Regions from separate parts of the Homo sapiens genome. Here region 1 is linked to region 2. Evidence: chromatin loops called from intact Hi-C (ENCODE). Cell type or tissue: heart left ventricle. All regions are shown on one strand. Links, peaks and the distances in the headings refer to the core of each region. The heading gives the core; the rest is flanking DNA.

Region 1 (2,922 bases), core at 331-2,830, 190 kb after region 2:
GAAAAGGACAGGGTGCTATTTTCAATAGAACGGCTGGACAAGGCCCCTTTTAATCAAAGTGAGGGGGCAAAGCAGGGTGCTAAGACTGAAAACCCTTGGTCCCAACTTCCTGTGGTTACAAACAGGGTTGAATTATCTAGGAACATGGGCAAACACTGGTCTGTAAATCTCCTAAGTGGTAATGTGGGAACCCCCTAAGAGTTTAGCAGTTGAGCTCTTTCTTCCAAACTTCTCTTTCTCTAGGCGGAACTTCCCAAGCTGCCAATGGCCTCCATTGGGGCCTGGTCATTTAGAGGGAAAAATGACATCAGCAACCTAGGTGCTGACAGCTGACAAAGTTCTTTCAAATGCACAATGAAACCGGCCTTTGCAATCATGCCTTAGAAATCTTATTTTATAGATGAGAAAACTGAGGCTCAGAAAGATTAAACAACTTGCTGCAAGTTACAAAATTCATAATTATTGGAGCTGAGGTTCTAACCCAAGTGTATCTGCAGTAACTTTGACTTTTTTATTGTTAATTCTAATAAAACTTGATCAAATTCTCAAAGGGAGGTGAAGTTAGGAGGAGGAGAATAGGCTAACATTTACTGAGTGTCTACCTCATGTCTAGGATTGAGTAGGTATTTACAGGTATTATCATATTTTATCCTCACAACACCATAAAAGCTAGGTACTCATGCCCATCTTACAGATGAGGAAACTGAGGTACAGTGAGGCTGGCAATATACCAAAGGTCCTATGGCCACTGAATGATGAACTGGGTTGGAGCATAGGTTACCCTGAAAATAAACTCCTGGTTTCCAACTTTTTCCTTTATATCTAGACATTTCATTTAAACCGTGAAAGTTTCATTAAGACCATCAAACTTCTCCTGCTGTTGGTCCCTATTGAGAACCTGGTGCTGAAATGAGCTGAAAAGGCCAAACTCTAACTTAAGTGCATAGAGAAAGGACAGTAGTCTGGAATGTTGCTGCTGGTCTAAGTGTGAGGATAATTCTATTGCCTCTTGTGAATACTAAACATATTCTGATAGTGCTATTTTTTTTCACAGCATTCTATTCATCTAAAAGCACCGGTAATTAACGATGCTAATAAATGTATAATCCCTTTGTAAACATCTCTTCACAAGGTCATAAAGAAGGAAGACTGAATGAAGGACGCCAGGCTTTCATTTTAGAATTAATTTTGTCATTGAATGCACTCACTGCATTATTTGATAGAGTACTTTTGCATTTGAAGTAGTACATTTGCCTTCTACCATCTCATTAACATTGCTTTCAACAGAATCAGAAATAACACAAACCACTGCAGGGTAATTTTGAATGCTCATTTGACTATGCAGTGACATCAAGTGGCGAGTTGAGGAATGATCATATGCTGTGTGAGAACTCCGTGTTAAAAATTCCATGGAGCCAGGCTAGACACCACATTTGGCACTTTCAGCTGTTTAGATTTCAGAGAATTAAAAGGAAATGGTCACCGACCTGCCTTTGATAGTACCCGTATACCCCTTCCCACCATAAGAAACCAGCGTTCCTTAGAGAAATGGCTAATTCTAGCTCTAGGGCAAGAAATGCTAAGATGTGCTCAAAACATCTCATTATACCAGCAAGCCAGGGAGCCATCAACGACTACTGGAGCTGTGTCAAAAGGACCAACAAACCAACTTGAAGAGGCTCCCGCTGGCCAACAGTGGGGCAATTAGAGCATCAATAAGAATAATATCTGTAACAAACTGAAACGTATCAAATATGTTTAAATTCATATGTTTATAATTACACTCAAAAAACGAAGATGCAGACCACTTTACCTTGAGGATGTTACAGAATGAAATTATCATTCTGAAAACTGGTAAATAAAGAGAAGGTATCAAGTAAGCATGTATCTGGCTTTTTCTATATGAAATAAAGGAAGCCAAATAGTAAACGAGGGGAAGTTTCTCTTTACTGAAATATTGCAGGTAATAAAAGAAGAAGGAGAAACAGAGAACATTATCGTTTTATGGCCTCTAATGGAACAAGACATCTAGGCAATGATGAACTATGGTCACCAACATCACTCAATCAGGGACAATCAGACACTGTGGGCCCCTGAAGGAAGTAAACACCACCACGTAGGAAATATTCTCACCAAAACTTCAAAAACTTGAATCTGATCTAGTCTTTAGTTTCAACTACTAATTTACAGGCAATACGGGGCTCAGAGGGATGTGGTAAAATGTCACGGAAATATAATCAGCAAAATCCAGTACAGATAATAAGAAGACAAATGATCCACAGATGGAAAGGAAGAATGTAAAGTTGTGTTGGTAAAGAAATTCACAGATTAATAAAAGCTTAAAAATGTACCATCAGCCAGGTGTGGTTGTGTGCAACTGTAGTACCAGCTACTTGAGAGGCTGAGGTGGGAGGATTACCTGAGCCCAGGAGTTTGAGGCTGCAGTGAGCTATGATCACACCACTGCACTGCAGCCTGGGCAACAGAGCAAGGCCTTGTCTCTTAACAACAACAACAAAAAGAAAGTACTACAAAATCTGACTTGGATCCAGATTCTAACAAAATATTAAAACAAATGATGGCCAGGCGTGGTGGCTCACGCCTGTAATCCCAGCACTTTGGGAGGCCGAGGCAGGTGGATCACAAGGTCAGGAGTTCAAGACCAGCCTGGCCAAGATGGTGAAACCCTGTCTCTACTAAAAAACTACAAATATTAGGCACAGTGGCAGGTTCCTGTACTCCCAGCTACTTGGGAGGCTGAGGCAGGAGAATTGCTTGAACCCAGGCAGCAGAGGTTGCAGTGAGCCAAGATCGCACCACTGCACTCCAGCCTGGGCAACAGAGAGAGACTCCGTTGGAAAAAAAAAAAAAGTAATGGGGGAAATCTGAGCATTGAATATTTTATATTATAAATTAATGAAG
Region 2 (2,922 bases), core at 171-2,670:
CTCGGGCACCTGTCATTTCCAATATGGTAGGTGTCAAAGTCAAAAGTATTTACTGGGAGAAAAAAGAGAGGAGTGGTTGTAGAAGTCTCCCTAAATCAGACATGTCAAGCAATCAGCCAACGTGGTGTATTTCTCATTCAATATTTTAGTGTGAATTGAGACACTGAGATAAAGACATCGTGCAGAGATAAATGGGGATACAGTTAAATGTAGCAACTCTTGAGTTCATTTTTTCCCACTGTAGCAAAATTAATGCTTTCTCTTTATTGAAATAAATTGCTCATTCCTCAAATTTTTTTATCTTTCTGTAATTAATTTCCTAGTTCTATGTTTCCTTGTGTATGAATTAGTAACTTTGAAAAAGGGCAGATGTTTAATCATTTTCACTTAGAATATTCAGATCAAACTATATGAATCATTTTTTTTTAATAATCAATGCATACACAGGAATTCCCTTTTGCCTAGAAATCAGACTTCCAGCAGTCTCAAAACCTTTGAACATAATTACAACCTGGGAAGGAATTGAAAGGAAACCTAGAATCAGCCAAATTAGCCTTCACAACATCCAAACACTAAAGAGAGGTGGGCAGGGAGGGTGAAGGGCAGCATGTATATCAGGAAAGAAAACTTTCCCGTAAATCTCTGAGGGACTTCACCTTGCAAGCCACCGATCTTGACCATGCAAGGCAGGCTGGGAAATGTAGTATTTTTAGCTGAGAACAACGCTGCCCCTAATATACCTAAGATTCTCTTGGTAAGAAAGAAAAGGAGGGTGATCATTAAGTAGGGGGTCCAGCAATTTAAACAAAAAGCCTATTGTGGTTGCGGCAGCCAGTTGGGGACGACTACTCTGGAGACGACCTCACTATCTCAGTGCCAGCTGCACCTTGGAAACATTCCTGGGTCTGGAGGCTGCACTGTTAATAACTGTACAACCAAAAAAGGCTGTGTTGGCAGGCCCCTGACTGTTTGCAGAGGCCAGCCGCAAGCTGGGATCCTATCTTTGCTGAAGCATATGGTATTCCTGTAGTAACAAGTGTCCTTTTAGTTAATTGCAATAAATCTCTTGTTGAGTTGACAGGAGGTTGGGATGTTACTTTTTGCTCCTGGCAAACTCATAAGAGGGAAAGTAAACCCTGCTGTGGTCTGGAATAGGACAAAGAGTGAGCCCTTAGATCTGAAAACAATCTCTTAGCAACCAGAGAGCTGTTAGGAGAGGGGAAATCGTGCTGATGAAGCGAGACCCATCGTCCAGGAATGCACATTAGGGGTCCTCAGCACCCCCAAACCTGACTAGCATTAGCACCGGGTTGTGGAGAGAAGGCCCTCTAATGTGGTCTTTGCCTGCACGCATAGAGATTATCTATATGAAGCTACATCTGCAGAAAATGATGTTTAATCCAATTTTGTATTTACACTAAAACCCCAGAGGTGGGAGGACAGGCAGGCCTGTGACCTGATTCCCCCTGAGCTTTAGCCATGGGTCACGGCCAAGGCATCTGCCTCCCTTACACACAGGAGCAGCCAGATCCTGGCCTCCTCCAGCATTTGTGTGAATACGGTTGCCAAATTCACCAAAATAATTATAACTGGGAGAAGCTACACAAAAAGGGTAGGGGTGATGTCTAAAGTCTTTCTTTTAGGCGAAACTTCTTTTTCTACGCTCCCCGGTTGATAAGCAGACATTTCTTTCTGCCCTCACTTTTTATTAAAACTGCACTCTCAAAATATCATTTAAAAACAATATTTTTTTCAGTGCTTAAATAAAATGACATTTCAATAATATTGAACATACATGTGGGATATTTAACAATAACAATAGCTAACATTTATTGAGAACTCACTAGATACTCTTCTAAGTACGATTTGACCTGTATCATTTCATTTACCTTACAAAAATCTTATGGTGTGCACACTATAATTACCCTATATTATTAGATAAAGTAAGGAATTTGAGAGGTTGCATTGCCAGCATGAGGTGCCCCAGAATTTGAATTCTGGCAGCCTGACTCCAGAGTTATGCTCTTAGCTATTCTTTTCCTTTTTTTTTTTTGGAGTCTTGCTCTGTCACCCAGGCTGGAGTCCAGTGGCATGATCTCAGCTCACTGCAACCTCCGCTTCCTGGGTTCAAGCGATTCTCCTGCTTCAGCCTCCTGAGTAGCTGGGATTACAGGCGCCCACCACCATGCCCAGCTAATTTTTGTGTGTGTGTGTATTTTTAGTAGAGATGGGGTTTCACCATGTTGGCCAGGCTAGTCTTGAACTCCTGACCTCAAGTGATCCACACACCTTGGCCTCCCAAAGTGCTGGGATTACAGGCATGAGCCGCTGTGCCCATCCAATGCTCTTGGCTTTTCTGATTTTTTTTTTTTAGACGGAGTTTTGCTCTTTTCGCCCAGGCTGGAGTACAGTGGCATGACCTCAGCTCACTGCAACCTGTGCCTCTCGGGTTCAGGCGATTCTCCCACCTCAGCATCCTGAGTAGCTGGGATTACAGGCGCCCACCACCATGCCTGGCTAATTTTTGTATTTTTGGTAGAGACAGGGTTTTGCCATGTTGGCCAGGGTGGTTTTGAACTCCTGGCCTCAGGTGATCTGCCCATCTCAGCCTCCCAAAGTTCTGGGATTACAGGTGTGAGCCACTGCGCCTAGCCAATCCTAGCACCTTGGGAGGCCGAGGCAGGTGGGTTGCTTGAGTCCAGGAGTTAGAGACCAGCCTGAGCAACATGGTGAGACCTCATCTGTACAAATAATTTTTAAATGAGCTGAGTGTGGTGTTGCACACCTATAGTCCCAGCTTCTCAGGAGGTTGAGGTGGGAGGATCACTTAAGCCCAGGAGGTCGAGGTTGCAGTGAACCGTGATTGGGCCACTGCACTCCAGCCAGCCTGGGGAACAGAGCAAGAACCTGTCTCAAAAAAAA

What was found. A loop is a pair of places that touch in the nucleus more often than their neighbours do. Peaks named below come from ENCODE experiments on the same cell type or tissue, not always from the same donor. Only the 100,000 strongest peaks of a DNase experiment are listed, where the experiment ranks them.
Region 1: it touches region 2 in a loop (4-fold over the local background); 33 of 110 quality-filtered maps call a loop at or near these places.

What each region holds. Positions count from the first base shown.
Region 1 is chr12:12,982,290-12,985,211 of GRCh38, forward strand. All of the region lies in intron 3 of HEBP1 (heme binding protein 1), which reads right to left. The region is part of intron 2 of GPRC5D-AS1 (GPRC5D and HEBP1 antisense RNA 1); the gene reads left to right. Among named protein-coding and RNA genes, the nearest start is that of HEBP1, 17 kb to the right of the region's middle. In heart left ventricle, for the core only: a CTCF peak has its summit at 1,368 (motif pointing left); no DNase peak of the experiment used is centred there.
Region 2 is chr12:12,791,175-12,794,096 of GRCh38, forward strand. APOLD1 (apolipoprotein L domain containing 1) reads left to right here. Exons shown (of 2, transcript NM_030817.3): 2 at 1-292. Among named protein-coding and RNA genes, the nearest start is that of APOLD1, 7.0 kb to the left of the region's middle. In heart left ventricle, for the core only: no CTCF peak of the experiment used is centred there; a DNase peak (open chromatin) is centred at 1,480; H3K4me3 peaks cover 548 bases.